Regions from separate parts of the Homo sapiens genome. Here all the other regions are linked to region 5. A link is a contact called in ENCODE Hi-C or POLR2A ChIA-PET data. All regions are on one chromosome and are shown on one strand. Each heading gives the region's core, a stretch centred on a gene start or an enhancer-like site at or near the end of the contact. The rest is flanking DNA. Distances are from core to core; before and after follow the strand shown. Region 1 holds the start of SOS1 (SOS Ras/Rac guanine nucleotide exchange factor 1). Region 2 holds the start of THUMPD2 (THUMP domain 2 tRNA and snRNA guanosine methyltransferase). Region 3 overlaps MAP4K3-DT (MAP4K3 divergent transcript). Region 4 overlaps MAP4K3-DT (MAP4K3 divergent transcript). Region 5 has its middle 54 kb from the start of PKDCC. Region 6 holds the start of PPM1B-DT (PPM1B divergent transcript).

Region 1 (2,803 bases), core at 119-2,618, 3.0 Mb after region 5:
TGGTTTTGTTGCCCAGGCTGGAGTGCAGTGGCATGATCCCGGCTCACTGCAACCTCTGCCTCCTGGGTTCAAGCGATTCTCCTGCCTCAGCCTCCCAAGTAGCTGGGATTACAGGCGCCCACCACCATGCTCGGCTAATTTTTGTATTTCTTATGGAGACAGGTTTTCACAGTGTTGGCCAGGCTAGTCTGGAACTCCTGACCTCAGGTGATCCATCCGCCTCGGCCTCCTAAAGTGCTGGGATTACAGGCATGAGCCACCTCGCCTGGCCGGCCTGTGTATTTTTAAAGGAAATAACCTAAGAGTTGTTTTTCCAGATTTTCAAAGAGGTCCTGTAAAGATTAAGAACCACTGAACCTTTCTCGTTTATGTGATCCTGGTTACTGTTCTCAGGAATAGCAGGACACAATGTCAGCTTTAACCCAGGCTAGTTCCTCTAAACTGCCTTCTTATCGGTGAAATGAAAATAATAGGGTTGCTATGGGGATTAAATGAGATGATACTCAAAAAAATGATAATTAATGATAAATCATAAGGTGTCTGCCACAAAGTGCCCCTATTATAAACAAACAGTGGCCTGGAGGGACAGTTTATAAATACTGCTCCTTTAGCATTCCACTAACATTGACTGAGTGCCTGTTCTACACTGTGTAGAGGCCCTGGTGAAAAAGATCTGCCTTCCAGTTTATTATCTAGTCGAAAGAACCGCAAAAGATAACAAAACACAATAGACTGAACGCCCTGAGAGGGGCATAAGTGCAGTGCTCTAGGAGCTGTAAAAGAGGTCTCGATATCCACTGGAGGAAAGTGCTTACTGGAGTTCATTTCTGGAGTGGGTTTAAAAGATGAACAGAGGGAATCTAAAACATTCACACAAAATCAATACTACACGTACACATTTTATTATTTTGTGGAAAGACCACTTAGAAACACCGCAATCACTTCTACTACTCAGCAGATACTGAGCAGTAGGTTTCGTGACAGAGCACCTGTCTTTTGTCCAGTCTGTTTACTATACATTGCGTGCTCTGGGCAGTCCTTATCTTCGTGTTCAGGAACAAAGTACACACACCCCTTTCCGAAACGAAGGGCCCAGGGACTCCGAGAAGGGTGGGAGCCCTCACGGCCAGGCCACACAATGGGGAGCCTCTTTACCCTAGTCATCACCCACCCTTGCAGGCCCCACTTTGCCAGGGTGCGACTTCTCGGGCCCCTTCGCCCCTCCCCTGCAGCCCCCAGGAGCGCAGCCACAGCCCGGCCGGGCGCCCTCCCTGTCTCTCTCTCTCTTTCTCTCTCGAGCTTTCCTCCTCCTTCACCGGGAGCCGGAAAACCCGGAGCGAACCAGCCCAGCACGGCAGCGCATGCTCAGTAGCGAGCAGGTTCAGTTCGCTAGTAGGAAGCTCCAGCGCTACACCGGCGGCGGCGGTGGCGGCGGCGGCCGCGGCGGCACCTCAGGGCAGCCAGATTCCCCAACAACGACCTCCGGTCCTTCCCCTTCCCCGCGAGACCTCCGCCCCAGCTCCGCCCCGCCCGGGGCTCTTGCGTTTCGGAGTCCCAACTACGCGGAGCGGGCGCCGCGGCCGGAGCGTCCCTCCACACGTCCTCCCCCAGCCGCCAGCTCCGCCGCGGGGCCAGACCGGGCCCGGGAGTGCAGCCCCGGCGGGCGGGCGGCGGCCGCGGCAGAGGGCAGCCCGGGGCGGCGCCGGCGGGCCGGGGAGGGGCGGGGGGCCTGGCCCCGGGGCGGTGGTGCGGGATGCCGCCGCCTCCGGGCCGCGTCCGTTCTCCACGGCTGGTACCTGTGTCGGGTGGGTGGCCAGGCGCGGGCCTCGCCCCCCAGCCCCCTCGCCAGGGCTAGCCCGGCTGCGCGGCGCCCGGAGGGGGCCGGGCCGTCCGGTGGGGCCGCGGCCCTGTTCCGCGCTGCGAGCTCGCCCTCTCGCGGCTCCCTGGCCCGGCCGCCGCCGCCCCTCTCCCCGCCCAGAGGCGCCCCGGGGGCACCATGCAGGCGCAGCAGCTGCCCTACGAGTTTTTCAGCGAAGAGAACGCGCCCAAGTGGCGGGGACTACTGGTGCCTGCGCTGAAAAAGGTGAGGAGCACGCGGGACCCCGCTTCCCGGCCGCAGCCCCCCAGCGCGGGCGCTGGGGAAGGGCTGGGGAGGCGGGGCGCGCGCAGGGCCGTCTTTCTTCCCGGTCTCGCCGCGTCTCCAAAAGGACGGCGCACACGGAGAGGCCCCCCTCATACGGCTGGCTCTCGGTGTTGACATCCACCGGGTGTGTGGGAATGCCGCAGGGAGCCGGGGGGAGTTTATCCGGATAATCCAACCCCTGAGAGGTGAATGCTTTGCCCTTTGATTCCAGGACAACAACAGTTGGAGGAGCCTCAGTTTTCAGCGGAGGTCAAAGCAGGCCACTTTTCCGTCTTCTTGGTCTTAGCCCGGAGCTGCTGTCAGCCTACCGTTTTAGGTGTCCAGTACGCTGGTTTTAGTGGCTTGAGAATGCCCTGGCCGTAAGGCTTGCTCAAAGGAATTGCGAGCTCGCCTGCCAGTAGGAACGTGGCCTGCTCTGCTCGCCGTCAGTATTCACTCCTCATTCTCCTGGTTTCCCCCGCTCCTCCGATTAACAGGGGCTGGTGCACATGCTACCAATTTCAGGGGGGTTTTGTTTTGTTTTTGCAGCGTTCGAGATTCTTGGTGCTGTCATTTGGCTTGTTAAGAATTTTTAGCCTTTGTATGTTTAAGTTTGCTACATTGTTACCTGAAGTTACATACCCCCGATCTGTGCTTTTAAATGTTTTAGTATAATTAGGA
Region 2 (2,837 bases), core at 317-2,816, 2.3 Mb after region 5:
AGGGTGGTGACTGGCGGAGAATAGGTGTTCAGTATTTGTTGAACTGAATGGAATGCATCCTATCTGCATACTTAACATCTTGGGCACAGAATGTAGAGAGAACTAAAGAGGGTTCCTGTCCTCCCCAGACAGACTTGACAGTCAGAACCCCAAAGTATAGAGAAGTTAAAATGAACTACGGCAGTAGCCCAGAAAAGGAAAACATGTGTCTGAGGGCAAGAAAAGAATTCATCAAAACGGTAGTGTGTGAGGGCTGGGTGCCTGTAATCCCAGCACTTTGGGAGGCCGAGGCAGGCGGATCGCTTGATCTCAGGAGTTCGAGACCAGCCTGGCCAACATGGTGAAACCCCTTCTCTACAAAAAATACAAAAATTAGCCCGGTGTGGTGGGGCTTGCCTGTGGTCCCAGCTACTGGACAGGCTGAGGTGGGAGGATTACTGGAGCTCAGGAGGTGGAGGCTGCAGTGAGCCAAGATCACGTCACTGCGCTCCAGCCTGGGCGACAGAGGGAGACCCTGTCGCAAAAAATAAAAAATAAAAAGCAGCATCAGAAGAGTCTTAGGACTGAACCTTGGAAAAGCTCATGTTATGTGACTCCATGAAGAATTTTTACTGTACGGCCCAGTAGAGCATGAGCTGGGTGGGGGCGGGGGTGTGTGTGGGAGTGTCGGGGGAGGTGAGGGAGTATCAGTTCTTCACCTTAACATCCCATTCTGAAGCACAGGACAGCCCCTTGTCAGAGACACACATGCATTTATCATTTCTGTATAACTGACTCAATATACAGCTACAGAGCTAATTTCACGCTGTTTATCTTGTAACATGGATTCTGTCTATGCTTCCCAAGTAATATTTTCATTTCCATTTTAAAATTCAGAGTTTAGAAAAATGCCTTCAAATACCGTTAGGAGAACCATTCAAATCAGGTGCCCAAAACTAGATGGCACATTGATTCATCTATGGCTGGATGGTTAACTAAGTAGTGCAAGAAATATGAGCTGTTTCAGAACGCAGACGTTTGTTAGAGAACAGGAACTTCTGCTCTCCGTCCTGGAGATTCCAACGTTTGGCCCGATTCTTTGTGAAAACAGACCAGGGCTCCTTCTATGAGAAGAGTAGAGGAGAGGAATGAAGGACAGGAAGAGGACGGAGTTGGGAGGAATGGAGGAAAAGGCATTATGTTAGATAGGGAGAAATCTAGGCTCCAGCCTCAGCTGTGCTGCTAACTCGCTGTCTCTTGACCTCTCTGGGCATTAATTTCCTCAATCTACAAAATAAGGCAACTGGACTGAATTATCAATTCTAACCCTTCCACCTGTGATTCTAACCCATTCTGGTGCCTAATCAAGGAGGGGACAGATGGTCAACCAGGAAGACCCATAGGGGCCACAGAGGGCTGATGCGACCCTCCCAGGCTCTCCGTCTCTCTCACCCTCTCCTTCCCCCTCCCTCTCCCCCTCCCCCTCTCCCTCTCCCTCTCCCTCTCCCCTTTGGCATCACACGCCCCTGCGCGCCGCCTCCAGGAGCGAGCCGCTCGCGCCCGAGGCCACGTGACCCGAAGGCGCGAGGGCGCGCCTGAGCCGCCATGTCGGAGGCGCGTGGAGAGCCAGGGTCCGGGCCTGAGGCTGGCGCCCGATTCTTCTGCACTGCGGGTCGCGGCCTGGAGCCGTTCGTAATGCGAGAGGTGCGGGCGCGGCTGGCGGCCACGCAGGTGAGTTGGCCTCGCTGCGCGCCTGGGGAGGTGGGCGGCCCTGTCCCTGCCCTGTTGCCCACCCCAGTCGTGGACGCGGGAAAGCGTCGCTGGCGCCCCTCTCTGTTCCACGCGACGGTCGCCGACCCCCGAGGTTGACTGGCAGGCGCTTCCGCTCCGGCCGAGAGAAGCCACCATTCCTTTCTTTCCTTGTATAGCAAATCCAGTTCCTCACTTCTCAGGGCTCAAGTTTTTAAGAGAGGTGTTGAGGCAAGTTATTTCCTGGATTCTTTAAAGTAGTAAGTAGTGCCTGTAATTAGAATCTGGCCTGTCAGAGTTAGAACCCTTCGCTCTTTAAATGCAAACATAATCTCCAAGTTCAGTTACCTGACTTTTTGTTAGTTTCTTGACAGTGATTGTATTTGACTACATAGGATTGTTGTGAGAATTAAATTATATAGCGTATGCAAAGTACACTTTAAACACGCAGTAAATAGCAGCCAGAAAAATAATATACTCTTGCAGGCCTCATAGTTATCTGTTATTGATTTCTGTGAAATGAACAAGGTTTTAAGCATCGGTTTAGGTTTTAGAATGTTGAAAACTGGTTTCTTGAAAGTAGGGGATGAAGGTATAATAGAAAAGGTATCTTGATGGGGTGTATGGGACACTGTGAGTGATGTACTCTTGGAAAAGGAGAGCTTCCTAAATGAAATTAACCCCTCCACCCTGGCAGCTCCTACAGTGTGGGAAGCCCACAAAAGGAGTTTCTGCAGTGAAAGGTTGGAGTCGTGAAGAATTATGTCAGTTTTGTTAGACTACCTGCCACTTGTGTTTTGGGTCACAGAATTTAATAGAGTATTGAATGTAGCTAATCTTAAAAAGCATCAATATATAATAACTACTGACATTTATTGAACATTTAATATGTGTCAGGCACATGTTCTTAGATCTTTACCCTATATTTATTTGCGTACTTTTCACAACAGCCCTATAAGGTAGGTGTTCCACATTTAACAGATGAGAAAAATGAAGCACAGGTAAGTCCGAGAATTTATTCAAGTCATGCAACTAGAAAATCGCAAAGATGGGATTCAAACCCGAGCTGGGAAATCAAGAATGAGTATATAATCATGTTCAAACCAGGC
Region 3 (2,834 bases), core at 88-2,587, 2.6 Mb after region 5:
TTCAGCCTGGGTGACAAGACTGTCTGAAAAAAAAAAGGAAAATCAGGATTTCTAAGAGATATCTCTACTCTTACGTTCATTGCAGCATTATTCATGATAGCCAAGATATGAAAACAACCTAAATGTCCATCAACAGATGAATGGATGAAGAAAATATGGTATACATATACAACAGAATATTATGCAGCCTTCAAAACAAAAGGAAATCCTGTCATTTACAACATGAATGAACCTGAAGAACATTAAGCTAAGTAAACTAAGCGAGACACAGAAAAACAAATACTGTGTTGATTTCACTTATATGTAAAAACTAAAGTAGTCAAACTTAGAACAGCAGAGAGTGGAATGTTGGTTGCCATGAGCTGGAGGGATAGAGGAATGGGGAGATATTGGAAAAGGGTTACAGAGTTTCAGTTATCCAAATGAATGAATTCTGGAGATGTATTCTACAACGATGTGACTACAATTAGCAACACTATATTATATACTTGAAATTTGCTAAGAGGGTGGATCTTAAGTGTTCTCACCACCAAAAAATAAAAAAGAAGGGAAAGAAAGGAAGGAAGAAAGAGAGAGAGAACAAAAGAAAATGGTAACTATGTGAGGTGATGGATATGTATATGATATATATGCATATTATATATATATGATTTGATATGGATATATGCATATATATGCATAATTGAAATATGTACATATTTAAAGTGTACGACATGATTTGATATGCATATATATGCATATATATCCATATATATGCATGGATATGGATATGGATATATATGCATGGATATATATGCATATCAAATCATCATGTTGTACACTTTAAATATGTACAATTTTCAATTGTCAATTATATCTCAATATGGGAAAAAGTCTTGTCATGAAGGAGATGCTTAATAAATAGTAGTTAATGTTATTATCTTTGATTGATTTGTCTTTGAATAAATTTCTGTGGCCTAAATGAGGAAGCATATTCAAGGCATATATCCAAATATTTGTAAGAGTAGAGGAATGTTCTTAATCCAAATTATATGCACCAGTATTGCTCACTTGAGTGGAAGGAAATTATAGAATGGAGTATTAACTTCCTAATGACTAGACAAAATTAGTTGAGTAAATTACCCAATCAGTTCAGGAGAAGAAAATAAAAACCTGATTCAAAGGGTTTTTTTCCCCTCTGTGGGTTCATTTTATTGCTGCAACCCTCTAATTTGTTTTAGTTATAAAGACATGGCCATTTCATTTTCAGTTTCACCCAGGAACTAGAACTATATTTTGAAATAGGGACAACTGGATTTAGAAAATCACTTTTGTACAACTAGAACTCATTTACAGCTAGTTATTCAAATATCCAGTGACAGCATAATAAAAATTTAGGGCCTTCTTTTAATTAAACACTCCAGTTTACAATTCCCTGGAAGTAGTAACACATATTTGGAAACTGCTCTCTTTCGTGTTTTTAAAATAGCATCTAACATTAAGACAGTAATTTATTAAGAAATAACTTGCTGATCTGAAAGTGTTGATGTGATTTCAAAATGTCTTTAGAATGCATCCAACTCGATGAGACTTATATGCATGGATTTGGAGAACAAGGAGCTTATCATAGGACTTTCATAGCCCTCTCAAAATGGCAAATGAAGATAAACTGCAGAAATAGGGACTGCATGTTGCAATCAAAAGGGAACCTGCCCACAGACTGAAACAAACTTGGAAAACAAATGAACGGAAGATTAAACAGTGAAGTCTAAGTACTATCACTTCTTCCCCTATGATTAAAGCCTGACAGGCACCATGAGTCAAACTGTAAATATATACTAGTTATCATAGACCTCACTGGGTTTATGCGTCAGTAAACCACAGCTGCCTCTAATTTACCATTGAAACATGTTTTAGGGAAATGAAACTAGCCACCACCTCCTTTCATGCATGTGATATACTATTCATAACCAAGCCCTAATGACAGAAGAGAGCATTCTTAAAATAGTCTAATGGCTTTTTTGTATTCAACAATACAATCCCCCTATATTTTTTATACCTAACTCACCACATATTCAAGAATTTTCCATCATGTGCTTAACTTTAAATTTTTAAATGGTTTTCTTCACCTGAGCTGGCAGCTTTACTATTGCACTAGTCCAAACATATAGATGGGAGCGTCCTTAAATATGCAGCAAGACACACGTGATATAAATAGGAGGAATCATAGTATAGGACCACCTAATAATAATAAAGCCAATGTTTACTTAGTGCTTACTATTTACCTAACATTGTGCTAAGCACTTTTGAAGAATTATTTTGTTTAATCAGCAATTCCAACAAGACAAAATTCCAGTGTCCCAGATGATAAGACTAGCGAAACTTAAAAATCCTAATGTTAAAAAATTAAACCGCTAAGTGAAAATTAGTTTTTCATGGGTGATTTCTTGGCAATTTATAAAATTTAAGTTTTCCTAAAATTAACTGTAAACTGATACATATTAATCATACATAGCAAATGTCTACAGTCAAATTTTAAGCTATTTCTCTGCTTTATTAGCCATTTATATCAGCTTTTATACGAAACTTCCTTTTCATAGGTGCAATTGAAGACAAAGGATCAAAGCTTTTTCACTGGGCACGGTGGCTCATGCCTGTAATCCCAGCACTTTGGGAGGCCGAGGCGGGCAGATCACGAGGTCAGGAGATCGAGGCCATCCTGGCTAACATGGTGAAACCCTGTCTCTACTAAAAATACAAAAAATTAGCCAGGCGTGGTGGTGCACACCTGTAGTCCCAGCCACTCAGGAGGCTGAGGCAGGAGAATGGCGTGAACCCAGGAGGCAGAGGTTGCA
Region 4 (2,745 bases), core at 211-2,710, 2.6 Mb after region 5:
GAGACCATGTTTATGACCATGGGTAGAAAAGGCCTCCTGAAACAATACAAAAAATACCAAAGTCATAAAGAAGAGGATTAATAAATTTTACTATATCAAAACTTTACATCTGTTCAACAAAATGAGATTCAAATCCAAAGGAGAGACTGGGTGAAAGTATTGTAATGTATGTAGCAAAGGACTTGCCTTTATATGTCCCCAGAAAAAAGACAAAATTGAAAAATGGGCAAAGAACATAAATAAGCAATTCACAAAGAAGGAACATGAATGGCAAACGAGCATCTGAAAAGATGCTCAGTCTTACTGGTTTTGGGGGGAAACAAAAAGAAGAGGATGCTATTTTTTATACATTGGATTGACAATAAATAAGAAAGACTGATGTGTTGGGAAGCATCTGGAAAAACAGACATTCTCTTACCGTATTCCTGGGAATATAAACTGGCCAACCTTTTTGGAGTACACATTGGCAGCAATCCTTCACACTTTGGATGCGCCTATCATTTGACCCAGCAATCTCACACCTTGGTATCCACTGTAGAGAGATACTTGCATATGTGCAAAAAGGAAGCAGGTACAAGGTTGTTTCACTATAGTACTATTTATAGTGGTAAAAACTGATAGCATAGCAACCTAAATGATCATCGAAAGACTGACACTTAGTGATGCATCTGACTTATGTGAGAGCATGCAGCAGTTGAAAAAAACTAAAATGTACTGACACAGAAAAATCTCTGAGAGATATGGCTAAACTTAAAAAAAAAAAAAAAAGCAAAGTTGAAGAACAATCCACTGTGTGATACCATTTCAGTCAAAACAAAACAAAGCAAAATTCCCTCACTGGCTCTCTCTCTGTCTGTGTATAGATATAGATAGATAGATAGATACATAGATAGATAGATAGATAGATAGATAGATAGATAGATAGATACATATACACACATATGTAGATGCAGATGTATGTACACAGATAGATCAATAAAGATATATAAATAACTAAAAAGATGAAAAGACACACTCCAACTTGAAATCAGTGTTTGCTCTAAGGAAGAACCTGAAATAGGGGTTGAAGGAGTAGGAGGAAGAAAAAGTTTTTATTCATCTTTCTTATGTGATTTTCTTAAAGATTCCTTGAAGCTTCACTATGTGTAGGAAAAGACCTTCCCCTTTCTAAGTTACTGTTCAGTGTCAGGCATCTGGGCCCCTGCACTGCATTCCAGACTAGCTGCATTTCTGGTGAAGCCAGTGATTCATCTGAGCATGCCCTGGGCCAGCCCCAGGTGCAGCTATTCTGTGCTTTATTCTAGGCTCAATATCCACCCAGACTGACCTTGGGCAAATCAGTTTCAGTTCCTTTCTCTTATCTAGCTCAGTTGTGGGGCAGTTACCTCACAATGGGATGAGAACGAGGATGCAAGCAAAGTATTCTATAAGCTGCCTCCTCAATCTTCTCAGTGCCTCTGGTAACCAGCCAAGCCAGTCTTGGCCGTGTGGAGGTGGACACTTCAGGGGAAATGCTTGCTGACTTTGTGCACTATTCGGGCAAAAGGGCAAGCTGGGGATACCATTGCTGGAAAATTTTTAGTGCAACCAAGTGTTCCCTACCCATCTGGCCAGCTAGATACGGTTTTTCTTGCACCCTTTTTCAGTAAATGTAGAGCAGATAAGACAGCCTTTTACCCCACAGATTAAGCCCTGGAGAGATCATCCATAAATTACAAATATAGATTGATTTGGGGTGGGGGTGGGGAGGGAAGGCAGGAGAGGACCTAAATGCCATAAACAAACTCCTAAGGAGAATGCCATGAATAAAAACTTCCTGTACCAGTCAGCAGCATCCTAATGAGAGGGAGTTCACATGTGTACAACAGCTGTGTAAATTATAAAGCTTAAAAGGTAGAACTAACCGCATCATACTACTTCCAAAACACTCGATTCCTTCCTTCTTTCTTCTTTTCTACTCCAAAATAACCTAAAACAATCCTATAACAATTACAAACTGGGGGAAAGGCAAACCATTCTGGGAAAGAAAAAAATAGCAGCTGCTCTAGATATCATTTTCAGATTTTGGCTAGGATTGTTTAAGTTATTTTTTATTTTCTTTTATTCTTGGCTGGCTTGACAGTCCTTCAGGATTTCAGCTGATTCCAAACACAGCTCAGTAAAGATCATTCCAGAGAAGTTTCATATTCCTAAGATTCCTTAAATTTCTCTTTCTTTTAACTTAGGAAATTAGGTTGAAAGAAGATGAAAAACAGCCCAGATTGCACCATTTCCTATGCAAGTTTCTTGCAAAGCAAGCTGTGTCCCCCTTTCCAACAAGAACAGAGAGACATAGTTCTGACTGGGAGGTGGGCGGTGGGTCCTCTGGAGCAGCAGCAGGACTATTTGTCTTTTGAAAATGCCCCAGCAGGCCCAAAGTCTGTCTGAAAACTTTTTGTAAAGGAGGAGGAGAAAAAAAAAATGAAATTCTAGTGAGCTAACCATCTAAAAAAGCCAGTGACTGCACTGTGGACTTCTTTCATGCAAGAAATATTTATTTTGCACCTAGGTGTGCCAGGCTCTGTTCTATATACTGAAGAGGGAGCAATAAAGACAACTAAGTGTCTGATTCCCTCAGAGTTTCTGTGCCTGGGGACTGTTACAGGAAAGCGGTCCTGATCCAGACCCCAAGAGAGGGTTCTTGGATCTTGCGCAAGAGAGAATTCAGGGCAAGTCCACAGTGCAGAGCAAAAGCAAATTTATTAA
Region 5 (2,757 bases), core at 1-2,500:
TTTATTGAACTGCACCACACCAAGTCCCAGACCCAGGAGACTGGGCTCAGAAAGTCCCACTGAGTTCCTAGGTACCAGCCTTCTGGTAGAGCAGCTTTCTTTTCTAGTGTGGCTCTATCTCTTCTTTGCATATGCCTTCAGCTTCTTCTTTCCCCTCTTTTAGGTCTACTCTGCCTCCAGCCTGTGTTTTAATCACATAAAAAATGCTATTAAAAATGTAGAATCAAGGGCTGGACAGAGTGGCTCAAACCTGTAATCCCAGCATGTTTGGAGGCTGAGGTGGGCAGATCGCTTGAGCCCAGGAGTTCGAGACCAGCCTGGGCAACATAGTGAAACCCCGTCTCAAAAAAAAAAACAAAAACAAAAACAAACAAACAAACAAACACAAAATTAGCCAGGCGGGCATGGTGGCACAGCGCCTGTAGTCCCAACTACTAGGGAGGCTGAGATGGGAGGATCGCTTGAACCTGGGAGGTCAAAGCTGCAGTGAGCCATGATCACGCCACTGCACTCCAGCCTGGGTGACAGAGCAAGACTGTTTCAAAAAGAAAAAGTTTAGAATCAAATTTTAGATTGTAAACTCTGATTGAGGTTGTTGCCTTCCAACTATGCTTATTCATCTAGAAAGAGAAGTCAGCATTTCTTGAAGTCTGGTCGCAGTATGGGGTCCCTGAGAGAAGGCCTCTCTAAAAATACCAGGGGGAGGGAGGGAGAGGTATGCGATTGAGAGTTAGGGAGGTGGTTCCAGAGAAGAGGGCAAGCCCTCAGGTTGGGCCGCCAGAGGCTCCCAGGAGAAGAAAGAAAGGGAAGCCAGGCCTGCATCCTGGTGGAGCCCGCTCCTCCCACCGCGGGGAGATCCGCCCTCAGCGCTGTGGTGGCCGGAAGTGCTGGTCTAGGGCGGGTGGGGGCGAGGGGCTGCCTGGGAGGTCAGTCTCCCGGCTGGGCTGGGATATTTATAGCACCTGGGTTTCTGGGTCTGCCTCCACCTGGATTTATTTATGCGGCCTGTGGCTGTGGCGCCTGTGGAGAATGAGGCGGGGTGGGGTGGGGGGGGGCGCGGATCTCGCTGCAAGGGTCTAGTTCTTGGCCTTGGGACTCTAGCTGGACTGGAAACGACAAATCACAACCAGGGGCTGTCTGGGGGAACACAGGCAGAGCAGCACTTGGTGCTGCGCCTGCAAAGCCGCCGATGGTTGGGCCTGTTGAAACTCGGGGCTTTCCAGATTCACGCGGTGTCGCCTTTGCGGCCGCCGTGGGCGTGGGTTAGGCAGGTGTGGGCGACGGGGAAGCGATCCCCTCCCCCGCAAGTCACCCCGGGCTCCGGTTCTCACGCCTTCCTCCGCAGCTCCTGGGAAGAATTAAAGGCGGAACAATGTTCCGTCTCCGGAGGGATCTGTACTTGGAAAGAGAACTCAGAGAGCACGTGGTGGCCGGCCCCATCTGCAGACCCAAAACTAGAGAGTCCACGTTTGCGAACCCATCTGCACTTTCGACTTTCCCTGATCACTACGTGTCTGGCTGCTCTCAGACTGCGATGACATCATTTAAAAAAAATGTAAATAACTGTCCTTTGGGTCTTTCAAGAACCTAGTGATTGAGGAGAGGGCAACGGTGAATCTCGAGGAAGGCTGTGTCGTGGGACCTTCAGGCATTGTTTAATCTGTGCAGGGCGCAGTCTTGGGCAGGCCCCAGCCCTCTCCTCTGCCCACTCGCAAAGCCCGGCCTGCTTGCTCCACCGGCAACTGGGCTGGAGGAGAGGCGAGGGGCAGGGTGGGTGCTAAGATCCTGTGCGAAAAGCCAGGACCCTCGTGGTACCTAGGGAAATGAAAATCGCGTTGACAGTAGTCCAACGCTTTCCTTTTCTCATTCACCCCTCGGGCAGCACAACGAGACAGGCACTCCTGCCAACGTCCCCATTTCACAGATGGAGAAACTGAGGCTTAGGCAAAGCAATTTGCCCCAGGGTGACGGAGCAAGCGTCAACTTCAGTTTCCAGCTCGGACGCGAGGGGCCGTCGGGGGCGTTCCGGGGAGGGGGTGCCTGGGCCGGGGGCGGCCACGCGGGGCTGGGAGAGGTTCCAGCAGCGGCGCGTGGTGTAGCCGGCGTCCGGCGGGACTGCACGGGCCTGGAGCCGCTGGAAAGGCCGGTCTGGTGGCCCGGGACGAGGGGGCGGCCTTCCCGGAATCCCGAGCAGCACGGCGGAGCCGGGGCAGCTGCCAGGCGCGGCTGGGGACCGGCTCGCGCTGCGGTTGGCGGCGGGCAGGCCACATACCGCGCAGCGTGGAGGAAATGGCTGGGATTCCTCCTGCGGCGCCGCGCGGGCCTCGGGGAGGGCGGGGCTCCCCCAGTGTGTCGGGGCGGGGGCGGGGCGCGGCGGAGGGTGAGCGGGGATCCTGGCGCTGGCGGGGGCGCCCCGACCTGAGTCCTCGTCCCTGGAGCGCTCCCGCCACTTTGCCAGCATCTGGGCCTCCAGAGCCCCGTGAACCCTCGAGAAGGGGAGCACGTGAAGGGGCTCCCCGGCCACGCCCAGCCTCCTGCCCAGTCTCTGCCTCAGGCCTAAGGGTTCAAGAGGGGCCTGAGTCACCCACCTGCAGAGCGGCCCTGCAGCCCCTGCTGATCCGAATCAGGCCCTGCCTTCTGGGGTGGCGCACGACACGCGTGGGGCCCAGCGAAGAGGATGCTGAGGACCTGGACGCTGCTCCGGACAGTGAGGCCTCCGCAGGTCCCAGTTTCAGCTTTGGAAAGTCCTGGCCACTG
Region 6 (2,700 bases), core at 55-2,554, 2.1 Mb before region 5:
ACTATTTCCAACACTCACTGAGTCCTTCATTTAAAAAATTATTTTCGGTGTTATTTTCACACTTTACGTTTAATAATACAATTTTTTCAAGGTTGTTAGGCTTAAACTATGAAAAACTGATTTACCACATATGGCTAGTCAGTCTATACTCTTAATGGGGCTCCGGTAGATTTGGGGTACTGACAATAAGTGGCAGTTTCAATTAAGAACTTCACTGTTAGGAATGACATCCGAAAAGGATGGTGCTAGGGAAGACAGGCAAGAGATGCCGGGGTACGAAGAAAAGAGAAACACACAATTTAAAGCCACTAAGGAGGGAAGGCGAGGGTAGAACGCATAGACAGCAGAGAAAGACGATTTAACAAGGAAGTGAAGTGGAGCGCAGAGTAGGGCAGAAGCTGATGAGGAAACGAATGGTAAAAGATAGTGTTTTCAAACAGGGCATGCACCAGGAAGAGAAGCGCCAAGGCTTGGGGTAGCCCCAGTGCTTTCGTGTGAAAGAGATGCTTGCAGACTGAAGCGGAGGGAAGAGAGAATCAGTCAGCTTCCAGGCGTTCCAGCAAACTCCCATTCTCTCCCTGCGCCTCTCCCAGACCTCAGCCCAGCGGAGGCGGCGGCCGGGGAAGGGGCCTATACCCGAGAGCCAGGCCCGGCGTTCCCCTGCCTAGGCTCCGCGGCAGCAGGGAAAGCAGCGAGGATTCGGAAGGACAGAGGCCCCGGCCGCGGCTCGGCAGCACCGCGAAAACCTGCCCAGGGCCCGGGGCCTCGGCGGCGCGGCCGGTCAGCCGCTTCCCCTCCGGCGGGGTGCCGGGCGGCCTTACCTGAGGCAAGGGAGGGAGAAGATGTCTAGGGCGCCTCGCTCGCGCCCGCCGCGGTACTCAGCCCAAGTTTCCAACGGAGGCGCGACCCTGACTCAGCCGCCGCTTCCCCCTCGGGGTCTCGACCGCCGCCTCCGGGGCTGTTTACACCGCCCGGCCCCTCACGCCGCCGCCGCCGCCGATGCCGCCTTCTCTCCACCCTAGCGCCGTTGCCGATTCGGCCGCCGCCACCTCCTCCGCCGCAGCCTCGTCTCTCTGGAGCATCTTCCAACCACCGAACCCTGAGAATCAGAGACTCCAGCCGCGCCGGCAGGAAACTCCCCCGCAACTGCTAGGGGAACGAGGCCGTCAGAGCACCGGCGGCTTTTCCGCCATTGAGCAGAAGCCGCTCGGCTCCTTTTGCAACCCCCTCCCCGCACCCTAGTCCTTCCCCGCCCCTCAGGGTGCCCCGCCTCCAGCTGCCACCCACTGGGATGCCGCGCGCCCTCTCACGGCCCCCGGTTTGCTGGGAGTCTTGTCAATCACCGCTCCCCCTCCCCGTGCTGCTCCCTCGGCACCTCCGTACTTCGTTTACCCCGCCCACCCGGCCCCGCCTCTGGGTTTCTAATTTCCCATTGGGCATCAGTGGCTACTTTCAATAGGCAAGGTCAGCTGTCCATCAAACACCGCCCACTAAGTGAGACCCAACCCTTTATTACCATTTACTTTATTCGGCCCCGCCTCCGCTAGGTCCTACCTCCCGAACGTCAGGGACCAGCCCCCGCTACCAGCCATAAGTAGAGCCCTCCGTCAATCAAATAACGCCCACCTGCGCTCCTCCTAGCAAAGCCCCGGCCCCAGCGATTGTCTTTTCTTATTGGTCCAACTCGTGATCCGAACCCCCAGTCACTGGCTTTCTTGCGGGTCAGTCACTGAGCCAATTTCCAAGTCCGTCACACCGGCTTTTTTCAAATGAACGCGCAAAAGGCGGGGAAGTATCTGGAAAGCGATTGGTTCGTCCTAGAAAACGGTCAAACCCGGAGAGTCTGTACGGATCCTTTCCGTTCTGTGAGGACCGTGCCCCCTTGTATTTGACCTCTAAGCCTCGCGTAAAAGAAGCGCCATAAGGGACCAACGAGCAGTCCAGCTATAGGTGTGGACGCCTGGTCCCACCCGGAATTGCAGGGGCTTGGCTACTGATTGGCTAAGAAAGTCCTCCTAGGCCCTCATTGGAGGATCTAAACGCCTCTCTTCGGCGTGGAGACGGGAAGGGACGACTCAGACGAGGACAAGAAGTGGGCAGGGGAGAGGCGGTTGTTTTGCTTCAGCCGCGGGTGGGGCGCAGGCGAGAGTGGGAAACTGGGAAGGCCGGGCTCTGGGGAGGTGTTGCGGGGAGGGGAAAGGCCCGGATGTTCCCTAACAATGAAATCATCGCCGACCTATCAGAGCCGCCGAGCTGGGATACCTGCCTGACCTGTACCCCGGAGGGAGAAGAGTGGGCGGGAAATTGGGGTGTCGGAAGAACCTGGAAAGCAACGTGAGAAAGTGGGACAGGTGTTCCCTTCAGGAGGATTTTGTGCTATTAGAGATTATTTTTATACCAGCCCTTGACATTTCCGTATTTTGTTTCTCAGTCGGCATTGATATTAAAACTCCCAGCCTAGTCTCTTGACATGGACTTGTTCATTTCGCAGTTATTGAGCGCCTACTGTTTGCCAGGTACTGTATGTAGAACTGGAGATACAAAAATAAATTAGGCAATCGCAGTACAAGATGATAGGTACTACAATTGAAACATGCACAAGGGCTGGTGACGACATAAAGGGTCTTCCTTGTGCATAGGTTTACCAAGAAAGGCTTCACAAAGACACAGGATGAGTCAAGAATGAATGATAGGGGTTTA

Evidence for each region. A loop is a pair of places that touch in the nucleus more often than their neighbours do. ChIA-PET counts read pairs that join two places held with the same protein, here RNA polymerase II (POLR2A). Pooled maps may share reads with other maps.
Region 1: a map of CD8-positive, alpha-beta T cell shows a loop between it and region 5 (11-fold over the local background). The contact joins the promoter of SOS1 here to the enhancer-like site in region 5. A Hi-C loop is called at or near these places in 2 of 168 maps with a recorded cell type or tissue (CD8-positive, alpha-beta T cell and naive thymus-derived CD4-positive, alpha-beta T cell), 2 of 37 single-sample maps with no recorded cell type and 10 of 50 pooled maps.
Region 2: a map with no recorded cell type shows a loop between it and region 5 (5-fold over the local background). The contact joins the promoter of THUMPD2 here to the enhancer-like site in region 5. A Hi-C loop is called at or near these places in 2 of 37 single-sample maps with no recorded cell type and 1 of 50 pooled maps.
Region 3: a pooled map shows a loop between it and region 5 (6-fold over the local background). The contact joins two enhancer-like sites. A Hi-C loop is called at or near these places in 2 of 37 single-sample maps with no recorded cell type and 5 of 50 pooled maps.
Region 4: a map with no recorded cell type shows a loop between it and region 5 (5-fold over the local background). The contact joins two enhancer-like sites. A Hi-C loop is called at or near these places in 2 of 37 single-sample maps with no recorded cell type and 1 of 50 pooled maps.
Region 6: a loop to region 5 is called in a map of CD4-positive, alpha-beta T cell, with 6 times the contacts of the local background. The contact joins the promoter of PPM1B-DT here to the enhancer-like site in region 5. A Hi-C loop is called at or near these places in 3 of 168 maps with a recorded cell type or tissue (CD4-positive, alpha-beta T cell and naive thymus-derived CD4-positive, alpha-beta T cell), 1 of 37 single-sample maps with no recorded cell type and 8 of 50 pooled maps. POLR2A ChIA-PET finds 5 or more read pairs at or near these places in 1 of 52 experiments (activated B cell).

The regions. Positions count from the first base shown.
Region 1 is chr2:39,119,616-39,122,418 of GRCh38, reverse strand. SOS1 (SOS Ras/Rac guanine nucleotide exchange factor 1) reads left to right here and starts at 1,368. Exons shown (of 23, transcript NM_005633.4): 1 at 1,368-2,083. The coding sequence starts at 1,997. RefSeq lists a silencer at 1,499-2,218 and an enhancer at 2,419-2,498.
Region 2 is chr2:39,777,987-39,780,823 of GRCh38, reverse strand. It overlaps THUMPD2 (THUMP domain 2 tRNA and snRNA guanosine methyltransferase), which reads left to right and starts at 1,566. Exons shown (of 10, transcript NM_025264.5): 1 at 1,566-1,710. The coding sequence starts at 1,585.
Region 3 is chr2:39,491,299-39,494,132 of GRCh38, reverse strand. All of the region lies in intron 3 of MAP4K3-DT (MAP4K3 divergent transcript), which reads right to left. Among named protein-coding and RNA genes, the nearest start is that of MAP4K3-DT, 55 kb to the right of the region's middle. Within about 2 kb of position 1,337, at least 6 of the 41 ENCODE cell types and tissues checked have a DNase peak (open chromatin) inside an H3K27ac peak, as active enhancers do.
Region 4 is chr2:39,468,631-39,471,375 of GRCh38, reverse strand. The region is part of intron 3 of MAP4K3-DT (MAP4K3 divergent transcript); the gene reads right to left. Among named protein-coding and RNA genes, the nearest start is that of MAP4K3-DT, 33 kb to the right of the region's middle. RefSeq lists a silencer at 467-516 and an enhancer at 1,369-1,869. Within about 2 kb of position 1,460, at least 15 of the 41 ENCODE cell types and tissues checked have a DNase peak (open chromatin) inside an H3K27ac peak, as active enhancers do.
Region 5 is chr2:42,100,929-42,103,685 of GRCh38, reverse strand. No RefSeq gene overlaps it. Among named protein-coding and RNA genes, the nearest start is that of PKDCC, 54 kb to the right of the region's middle. RefSeq lists enhancers at 1,112-1,631, 1,556-2,383, 2,602-2,681 and a silencer at 2,042-2,421. Within about 2 kb of position 1,250, at least 34 of the 41 ENCODE cell types and tissues checked have a DNase peak (open chromatin) inside an H3K27ac peak, as active enhancers do; they include CD4-positive, alpha-beta T cell and CD8-positive, alpha-beta T cell, where a contact is called at or near this core.
Region 6 is chr2:44,167,396-44,170,095 of GRCh38, reverse strand. It overlaps PPM1B-DT (PPM1B divergent transcript), which reads left to right and starts at 1,304. Exons shown (of 2, transcript XR_940034.3): 1 at 1,304-2,700. It overlaps PPM1B (protein phosphatase, Mg2+/Mn2+ dependent 1B), which reads right to left and starts at 1,221. Exons shown (of 6, transcript NM_002706.6): 1 at 822-1,221. RefSeq lists silencers at 661-870, 1,191-1,520.